Regions from separate parts of the Mus musculus genome. Here regions 1 and 3 are each linked to region 2. Evidence: chromatin contacts called from ENCODE Hi-C or POLR2A ChIA-PET data. All regions are on one chromosome and are shown on one strand. The core of a region is the stretch at or near the end of the contact, and the rest is flanking DNA. Distances in the headings are between cores, read along the strand shown.

The links. Hi-C counts contacts between places; a loop is a spot of excess contacts on that map. ChIA-PET counts read pairs that join two places held with the same protein, here RNA polymerase II (POLR2A).
Region 1: a loop to region 2 is called in a map of heart, with 1.9 times the contacts of the local background. The contact joins two enhancer-like sites. A Hi-C loop is called at or near these places in 1 of 37 maps with a recorded cell type or tissue (heart). POLR2A ChIA-PET finds 5 or more read pairs at or near these places in 1 of 5 experiments (Patski).
Region 3: a loop to region 2 is called in a map of heart, with 4 times the contacts of the local background. The contact joins the promoter of Ntn1 here to the enhancer-like site in region 2. A Hi-C loop is called at or near these places in 3 of 37 maps with a recorded cell type or tissue (all heart). POLR2A ChIA-PET finds 5 or more read pairs at or near these places in 3 of 5 experiments (Patski and embryonic stem cell).

The regions. Positions count from the first base shown.
Region 1 is chr11:68,284,902-68,288,028 of GRCm38, reverse strand. All of the region lies in intron 2 of Ntn1 (netrin 1), which reads left to right. Among named protein-coding and RNA genes, the nearest start is that of Mir6406, 66 kb to the right of the region's middle. Within about 2 kb of position 1,753, at least 2 of the 3 ENCODE cell types and tissues checked have a DNase peak (open chromatin) inside an H3K27ac peak, as active enhancers do; they include heart, where a contact is called at or near this core.
Region 2 is chr11:68,340,148-68,343,335 of GRCm38, reverse strand. All of the region lies in intron 2 of Ntn1 (netrin 1), which reads left to right. Among named protein-coding and RNA genes, the nearest start is that of Ntn1, 45 kb to the left of the region's middle. Within about 2 kb of position 1,750, at least 2 of the 3 ENCODE cell types and tissues checked have a DNase peak (open chromatin) inside an H3K27ac peak, as active enhancers do; they include heart, where a contact is called at or near this core.
Region 3 is chr11:68,384,731-68,388,084 of GRCm38, reverse strand. Ntn1 (netrin 1) reads left to right here and starts at 1,259. Exons shown (of 7, transcript NM_008744.2): 1 at 1,259-1,475; 2 at 1,901-2,982. The coding sequence starts at 1,965.

The sequences.
Region 1 (3,127 bases), core at 504-3,003, 55 kb after region 2:
TGTGTCAGTGAGGCCTAGTGCTCCGTGCAGTACAGAGGTCCTGTAGCACCGGAGGCTGACTTGTCTCTGGAGCTTAAGACCCAGGTCAGAGTTAACCAGAGTTGTCTTAGCTGGCTGGTCCAGTAGACAGAGATGCAGCCTGGGGGCTGCAGTGGAAGGAGAGCTGTGTCCCTCCAATTGCACATTGCTCCCACCTGTGTAGACCAGAGTAGCTTCAAGTCATTAAGCCCTCACTGCCAGTCTCCCCCACCACTACTGGAGTCCCGCATGTGCTAGCCTTGGTGATGGGACCCATTACAGATGGGAAATGACTCCAGGGAGCCAGGAGCCAGGGTTGGCCCATTCCCCTGGCAAGTCAACTCTCATACGTCTAGTGCATGGAGCCTGTGCACTACCTCTGGGGAAAGCGATTGGAAGGGAGCCCCCATGCTGCAAGCAGGCATCTGGCAGGCCATGTGAGTCACAAGGCAGAGGATTTCACAGCAGTGCCTTCCCTTCCAGCAGAAGGGGCACGCTTTTCTCAGACCTCCTTTGCTTGAATATTAGCTGTCCTTAGGAAGACATTCCAACAGGCAGGGGGTGGGGTTATCACGCTCCAAGCTCTCGGAACACTGAGATCTTTGCCAGGCAGGAGATCTGGAAAGTGCCCTGAACTAGTTAGGTGAAAGGTTAGCTATTACTAACTATTGCCAGGTTCCTGGCAAAGTCTCTGCCACATTCTTCCCATCTCTTCCATAAGAGGGTAACTTGGAGGGCCACTCCTGTCTCAAGCTCTGTGTTGCCCTGGGTGAACAACATCCTCTTTCCTGTTTAGCTCTGTCACGAGTGGGGATGGGGTAAGGTCTTTCTGCTGGAAGTTAGCCTCTGGACCGTTTTTTTTCCCCTAATGTATATGGGTGATTTGTCATCTGTATGTCTGCGCCATGTGTGTGCCTATTGCCCACAGAGGCCAGAAGAGGGTGTTGAGTTCCTTGGAACACATAATAGACTATTGCAAGATGCTATGTGGGTGTTGGGAATTGAACCTGGGTTTTCTGGAAGAGCAGCCTGTGGGGTGATTTTAACTGCGGAGCTGCCTCTCCAGTCCCTAGGACCTATATTTTGAAACCAGTTTTGTTTTGTTTAGTTTTGTTTTTCCCTTTGAGAGTAATAGGCTTTGCATCTTTTCAGAAATGGGCAACTGTGGAAGGTTCCAGAACAGGGCGGTAACAAGTTGAGAGGAATGTCCAGAGATTTGGAGTGAAGGAATGCGTGGATGTGGGGAAGGTCTAGGTTGGGAATGGAACATAGTAGGCCAGGGATGACCTCTCTGGGGGAGGTGACAGGGCAGAGCGAGGCCCCACCCTCTTTCAGCCTGGGGCCAGGCTCCGGAGAGGGTGGATCTGAGAAGGGTAAGGAGGGAGAATTGATGACTGCTCGGGGCTTCCCCAGATCTCCTCATTTCCTCCACAGTGAGGGTCTGGGAGGGGTGTTTCTGCAGCGCAAACCCTGAGTTGTCCTGCACAGGGAAGGCCTGTACAGTTAGGAGGGGATCATTTGAAAGCCTTAGGGGGAGGTGGAGCAGCCAAAAAAGGGCAGAGGAAAGAAAAGGCTAACATGTTTACAGAGGAAAGGAGTCAGTGGAAAAAATGACGGCAAGGTCAAGTAGATTTGGGAGATGGCCCTGCAGTCAACAGAGGGGAGGGGACAGTGGCAGTGTACAGGGGGGAGAACGAACCTCCAAGCCTTGGCTGTACTCTCAGGAATGCTCCGACTCCAGGGCCTTCATACTGCCTGTGGGTCAGGCCCCAGCCTCAGAACCAGCCTTTGCTGCCCATTCACAGGGACTCTGTTCACTGGAGGGTCTCCCTGTCGGATGGGAGGTGTTTCTGCTCTCAGAGGGAGACGGGGCTGGCCAGACTTCAAGCTGTCTGTCTTGACCCCGGGCCTTTCTTCAGATGCCCAGAGGCTTGGCTGGGTGGGGGCCCAGGCTTTCTAGGCAGCTTCTTTGTCTGCCTGTGGACAAAGGGGCCAAACCTTTCCCAAGCCCCACAGGTGTGAAGAACTTGTTACTGTAGTGTTTGTTCAGCCCTGTTAGTGGCCTGAAGGACTGTTGACAGAGGTCTGCTTTGTGATCAGACTTGGCTAAAGCTCCCTAAGCCCTCAACAAACACTGGCCACTTATCTCAGAGACTTTATCAGAAACCATCTAAAGCCCTCTTTGGCAGGCAGGCCTCCCTGACCCATTCACTCGGGACGCTGGGTTTCCAAAGCACTTTCCACATTTTTGTCTTTTTGCTCTTACCACCCACCGCATCCTTGATATCTGAATAAAGCCTTGGTGGGGAAGAGGTAGTTAGGTTTTATTTTCAAATTGGAATCTTAGGATAAAGGGCTTTTTAAACCCGGCTTCCAAGAGGACACACTGAGAGGCAAGGGGGTGCTTTGGGAGAATTCAGCTTCAGGGGCTTCCGGGCTGATAGGAGTGGAACCCTATTCACTTACTGCTCTTTAGTCTTCTCTTAGAGCTCTTTAGCCTGCTCCAGACTCAGAGGAAAATACAACTCTGTGTGCACATGTGCATACACACACACACACACACCCTTCAGCCTGCTCCAGACTCAGAGGAAACTATAGTACACACGCACGCACAGACGTGTGTGTGTGTGTGTGTGTGTGTGTGTGTGTGTGTGTGTGTGTGTGTGTGTGTGTTGCTTTCCAATATGTCAGCAGCTACATTAAACCACCCATGGTAGCAGACACTGAATATATATGTATAACACTCTCCTGTGACTATAGGAGATTAGTAATAATAGCAAAACTGAATAATTGTAGCAACAGGCTAATAAAAGCCCTGTGTCTCCTCTTTCAAGCTATCTTAGCTCAGTGCTGTCCCCATCGTATGGTGGTGTGGGAGGCCGTGAGCTGACTGAGCCAGTGAAGTGAGTGTGGCTGGACTGATGAGCGGAGAAAGAGTCAGAAGGAGCATCGTCTGCTCAGGGGAGATGGGAAACCTCCAAGCAGCCAGAGACTCGCTTTGTTGCTAAAATAGTTTTCTTTGCTCCGGACCCTGAAGAGTGGCCCACCATGCACCTCTTCTCTGGAAGACCCAAGCACTTACCATTTGCCACACCCTTCCTCCCAGCCC
Region 2 (3,188 bases), core at 501-3,000:
TACTTTGCCTTACTCTGCCCCTAACCACTGTACCCTCCTGCCATGTTGCTTCTCACCAGGCCTTTTTTTATATCCCTGACTCTCTCTCACTTATCTCTCCTTCATGAGAAATTTCTAGATTGAGAGAATAGCCATAGAAGGCTATAGTATGACGAGCCCAGCTCCCCCTCACCTCCCTCAGTTATTTGAGGGAGCCTGCTTGAGATCTCTGGGGACACATCCATTTTGGATGTACCATGGTGGAGTGAGCACCGGTCAGGGTGAATTTCTTTAGAATTTCTCAGGCAGTCCCTGTAACCACCATGCTAAGCCCCTGACACGGTCCAAGGCTCGCTCTAAGCCTGTTTTGATCACTTTCCTAATCTAATGATATTTCTTCACATTCTTGGTAATTAAACTCTGTAATCCCTTCATTCGGCACTGTTTGACCTTTATCCTAAATTAAATTTTTAAAAATATGACTTTAAAGGAATCCCACAAGACGTGTTTGCAGAGAGAAAAAAAAACCAGTGTATTAAAAGGAATTACAGTTTCTAAGTCTCAGACTGACTCATGCCAGCCTTGGGTCAGTTGTATAGCTTCAGGTGGCTACTGTGCCCACCTGCCTGCCCAGAGCGGTGCAGAAACTACCCATAAGCTTTTCTGCTGAAGCCTTGAATGGAGCCTGGGAGTAAGAGGGAAATAATACCACACACTTGCCAATGCCACGTGGTGTTTCCCTGCGCTTTAGAAATGGATTGAAGTCACGTTCAGGGCCCAATCTCTCCGGGATGCCTGAGACACTCCTCTAAGTCCCACGTGAAGTGGATGCTGAGTGGGCACTGGGGTTTGACCAAAGGAAGAGGGCACGAGAAGTGGCCTTCTGTAGCACCACAGTACCCACATGTTCTAGATCCCTGCAGGGGCAGGAGAAGCTGCAAGACTTGAGGAAGTCTAAGGAAACAGGCAGGCCTGAGAGCGTGGGGAGGAGTCTGGGCTAGCAAAGGGCTTTGACCTTCTTGTAGCCCAGGGCTGACAAGATGCATCTGAGGCCAGGACTTCATGGGGAGCACTTTCCCCTGGAAGCCATCATTTTCTTGGGGTCCCCACATGGTCCCTCACCCCAGCTTTCTAGCTTCATGCCAGCACCCGCCCTGGTGGCCGTGGGGCCTGGGTTATTTGCTGTTTTTTCAAGTGTACACCACACCCTTGAACTGTCTGCCAAGGAGGCGCATTGTTCGTGAGAATTCCTCCCAGGCTCCAGCTAACCCTTAGATGCACTATTCTGGGCTTAGGGTCCTGAATTACTTGTCTTTCTTTCTTTCCCCTTTTCCTTTCTTCCTTTTAAAGTCTTCCCAAACACCCCCCTCCCGTATTCTTGCCTTCGCCTAACCTAGTCTTCTTACCAAGTTTCATCTTATTGTCTAAAAAGCTTGGAGAGATGGGCGGGGCTGCAGGAACTGAGCTATAATCAAAGAGGCCCCTTGACCTGGTCTGCACAGCCACTCTTACTCCTGGCCCTGGAGAGGAGGCACGGAGACCCCTGAGCTATGAGGAAGGAGTATGGGCAGGTCCCCTGGTGGCTGTGTGTATATATGCGCAGCTGATGGGAGGTGACTGGGGGGCGCAATGGTGTGGAAGAGGGCATAGAACGTAGGCTGAAGAATGAAAACCAGTATTTCCCTCAGAACAGAGCAGATTAACCTGTAGAATAGAAGTCTTGCCAAACCCAACTTCCTTGTTCCCAGAAACCTTGGCACAGGGGCCCCCCTCTCTGGCAGAGGCCCATCCTCATCAGAGGAACCAGCAAGGCAGCTGCTGTGAGTTTCTTTCGCCTGTCTTTTCTGGCAACCCCAAATGCTTACTTTTTTCCTTCCCTTTTCCTTCCCCACCCTCCTGTAGCAGGGAGTTGGTTCTGGTTAATGTTGAAGATCATAACATGATTACCCTAAAGTCTCATGAAATTAAATCACTTTTCTTCAAAGAGAAAGGGCTTGGGGAGGGGACTGGCTGGCTGGTAGGCCAGTGAGGGGCGAGCGGATATTGAAAGCAGGCTGGCAGCTGCCTGGAGCTCTGCTTAGCGGAGGCCAACAGAACCAGGGCAGCCACACATGGGGGCCGTGTTTGCCAGCAGTGGCTCTGAGGCCTTGGGTTGCCCACCTGTGCCCTAGGCACCTGTCTCCTGAGTGCAGGGTCTTGGGGGGTGGGAGGTGAGAAGCAGAGTTGGAAGTGACAGCGGGAAGGAAAAGACTCAGGGAGATGAACCTGAAGGATGAGTCACGGGGGTGTGTGTGGAGGGGAGTGGGGGGGGGGGGAAGGAAAGCAACTCTAAATAAATACCCTAGAGAGTTCTTTATCAGCAGCTGCCCTGGGAATTCATAGGGCCACAGAATGTATCTAAGGACAGCTCTCCTACCAGAAAAGCCTGCGATTGAACCTTAGCCCTTATAGGCAAAGCACTGCTTGCAGAGGTAGGCTGGGGCAGGCATGTTCCCTTTATCATCAGATGTCCTGGATTTATGATATGTTACAGGTTAAGAGAACCCTGTAGGTCATCCAACATCAGATGTCTCACAAAGTATATTAGTCTCCTGTGTACTTAGCCCCTCAAAGAATACCCAGCTTCCATTCCATGCCTTCTGGGTATGAGTTCTCTCAAAGTCCTTCTGACTGTCCTTCTTGGAGAGACTCTGGGACTTATACCCATTAATCCAGGTTTTACCTCTTGGAGACAGGAAACAGTGGCCTGGCTTGGGCAATGACTGGTTTGGAAAGCGCTGGCTGTGGGTGTGGCTTTGTCTTTGACATGTGGGCATCCTGTGGAGGTTCTCACAATGAGTACACTGGGTCTGACATCTCTTTGAGTCTTTCCCGCCCCCTTTCTGGGCTAGTATTTCAAAGGGAACATAAAGAGTGATTTCAAGACAAGACCAAAAAGATATTTTATTCTATTACTGTTGACCCGCAGCACCCTGAGCTCTTGTGGGGCTAGTGCGCATCTCAGGAGGCTCGGACTGGATGGATCTGTGAGTCAAGATGAAGTAGCAAGTAAAAATTGCTGCTAGCACAAGCCAGTGCTCCCACTAGCACAAGCCAGTGCTCCCGACACAGGCAGTGGGGTGAAGGTCCACCCGAGAAAGCTGTGGGGTTGGTCACTTGAGTTAGAAAGCTAGTGGTCACTGCAAGGAGACTTGACATCGGCGGGGTGG
Region 3 (3,354 bases), core at 10-2,509, 45 kb before region 2:
AAACGTGGTGAGAGAGCTCATGTTTCTTTGAGATGGGGTATGTTCCCCATGCTGGCCTTGAACTCCTGGGCTTAAGATAGCTCTCAAGCCTTCGGCCTCCAGAGTAGCTGAAGTGGCAAAAGCACACCACCCACAGGAGAACACCACTGCCTCAGGCCAGGAGCCCAGATTACTGTATCCAAATTATATATATATACACACACATACATACACACACACACACACACACACACACACACACACACACACACACATATAAGTAGCCAGAAATTTGGGAAAGTTATCCCTAGCCTCTGAAGCCTCCACACCCTTAGTTGAAGAGTAGAGTCAATTGGTACTATGCAAAGCTATTGTGGGAATCTCCCTAGGGATATTAAAAAAAAAAAAGGATCTAGGAGCTGCCAAGTCAGCTTCAGGGGACCCTGGGAGAACTGAACTGGCCCCATCTCTGAAGTTCAGGATAGACCTGAGTAGGCCACTATCCAGGTGCGTCCGAGCTTCTTGGCCTTTAGCCTCGAATCACCACAGCTTCCAGGCCTAAAAGAAAATTGGCAGTGACAACTCTGTGAGGTTTAGGCGCTGCCTCTTGTTGCCCCCCACCCCATCCCCTAGAGCCTAGGGGCAGAAAGTTCACATCCCTTTCCAGTTCCCCTTCCTCACGCCTCTGGGGCCGAGTGCCCATAGGGGCAAGGCCCTGAGCGTAGTGCCACCGGGGCCACCAGTCTGGGTTGGAGGAAGGCTGGACCTCTGCGAAGAAAAGAAAACAAACACAGATGTGTTTGGCTGGGACCGGGAGGGAGAAAGCCGTTCTCGCCCCCACCCCACCCCCACAGGGTGCGCGCCGGCCCTGCCCCCTCTCCGGGGTTTCCCCGGGCGCTCCTCTTGCTTTCTCTTTGTCTCTGCTGTTCTTTCTCCGGCTCCCAGGTTCCCACCCGCTCGCTCTCGCCCTCTGGAGCATCCCGGGCCCGTTGGCTTTAACTTTCTTCTTCCCGGGGTTAAAACTTTGCTCGTGAGCGGGCGGCTGCTTGCCGACGTTACTGGCCGGCGCCCCGCCCGGCGGCCCCGCCTCCGCGCTCCCCTCCGCCCCCCACTCCTAGCGCGAGTGGTGGCGGCGGCGGCAGCGGCAGCGGCAGCGGCGGGCGGCGGCAGAGCCTTCGGGGGCGTGCGTGCGTGTGTGAGTGCGCGCCAGCGAGCGTGAGTGTGTGTGTGTGTGTGCGCCCCGGGCGGGCAGGGCAGCACTCGGACCGCGGCGGGAGTCGGCGGCCGCGTCGTCACTCGGGAGGAAGAGGCGGCGGCGGTGGCGGCCGGGGCCGGGGCTGGGGCAGCGGCGGCCGCGCCGGGCATGGAGCTGGCAAGCCCGCGTTGAGACAGGACGCTCTTGCTAGCCGCCAGCGAGAGGCTCTCTGCAGTCCGGCGCGCGGGCTCCCCGGCTTGGGCCAGGCAAACTTTTCTTTCTCTTTTGCCATCACTTAGAGGTAAAGTCTCCTACGCGGAATCCCCAGCGGGGACGCGATTGGGGAGGGGGCATTTATAAAGGAAGGACCCCAGGTGGCAAGAGAAAAGGACGCTGAGCCCGTGCGTGGTTGGGGGATCTGGAGCCCTGCTGCGCCTGAGGCTTAAGGGAGCAAGGAGAATGGGCATAGCTGCGGATGGGCAGATGGGCGCGGGCTTGCTCTTCGGTTGGCCGGGAGGCTGGGGAAGCCGGGAGGAAGGGGCGCGGGCGGTTCAGGTTTGGAAGCCCCTGCGCTCGGGGTCCCCCGGACTTTGGGGGAGGGAAGTGGGCAGTCTCGGGGTTGGTACCCCGGGGAGCGGGGCACTTGCCCGCCACTCCACCGAGGGCTGTTGGGCGCGGGGCGGGCTGGCTGCTGGCTGGCTGAGCGCGGCTCCCCTCTCTCCGCAGGCGCCTGGTGCGGCGGGCGAACCGACTCCTTGGCGCGGCGGGGCCGGGGCAAGCTGGCCACAGCATGATGCGCGCTGTGTGGGAGGCGCTGGCGGCGCTGGCGGCGGTGGCGTGCCTGGTGGGCGCGGTGCGCGGCGGGCCCGGGCTTAGCATGTTCGCCGGCCAGGCGGCGCAGCCTGATCCTTGCTCGGATGAGAATGGACACCCGCGCCGCTGCATCCCGGACTTTGTCAACGCGGCCTTCGGCAAGGACGTGCGCGTGTCCAGCACCTGCGGCCGGCCCCCGGCGCGCTACTGCGTGGTGAGCGAGCGTGGTGAAGAGCGGCTGCGCTCCTGTCACCTCTGCAACTCTTCGGATCCCAAGAAAGCGCACCCGCCCGCCTTCCTCACCGACCTCAATAACCCGCACAACCTGACGTGCTGGCAGTCCGAGAACTACCTGCAGTTCCCGCACAACGTGACGCTCACTCTGTCGCTCGGCAAGAAGTTTGAGGTGACCTATGTGAGCCTGCAATTCTGCTCGCCGCGGCCAGAGTCCATGGCCATCTACAAGTCCATGGACTACGGGCGCACGTGGGTGCCCTTCCAGTTCTATTCCACGCAGTGCCGCAAAATGTACAACCGGCCGCACCGCGCGCCTATCACCAAACAGAACGAGCAGGAGGCCGTGTGCACCGACTCGCACACCGACATGCGCCCGCTCTCTGGCGGGCTGATCGCTTTCAGCACGCTGGACGGGCGGCCCTCGGCGCACGACTTCGACAACTCGCCGGTGCTGCAGGACTGGGTCACGGCCACCGACATCCGCGTGGCTTTCAGCCGCCTGCACACGTTCGGCGACGAGAACGAAGACGACTCGGAGCTGGCGCGCGACTCCTATTACTATGCAGTGTCTGACCTGCAGGTTGGCGGCCGCTGCAAGTGCAACGGCCACGCGGCGCGTTGCGTGCGCGACCGAGACGACAGTCTGGTGTGTGACTGTAGGCACAACACGGCCGGCCCTGAATGCGACCGTTGCAAGCCCTTCCACTACGACCGGCCCTGGCAGCGCGCCACGGCCCGCGAGGCCAACGAGTGCGTGGGTGAGTGGGGCGCCGTGGCGCCGCGGGCGGTGGGTGGAGACGCGGTGGGGCGGGGGGAGCTCCTGGACCTTGCAGCGGCGGGTTCTCCCGAGCGACGGAGCCAGGAGTCCGAGCATCGCGGGATAGTGGGTTTCGGAGACCTTACAGTTGCTTCGGGACGTGCGTTCCGAGACGTATGGGACCTGGGAGGGGTGAGATCAGAGCCATCTGCCCGCTCTGCCGACACCCGGTGTTGCATCCTTTCACCCACTTCGAAACCAAGAGGCGGCTGGAGAAGTGGCCCGGGAGGTCAGGGGGTGGAGGGAGTGGTTTGGAGAAAATTTGCCGACAGGTCTTTCTAATCCCAGATCCAAACGGAAACACATTCACTGC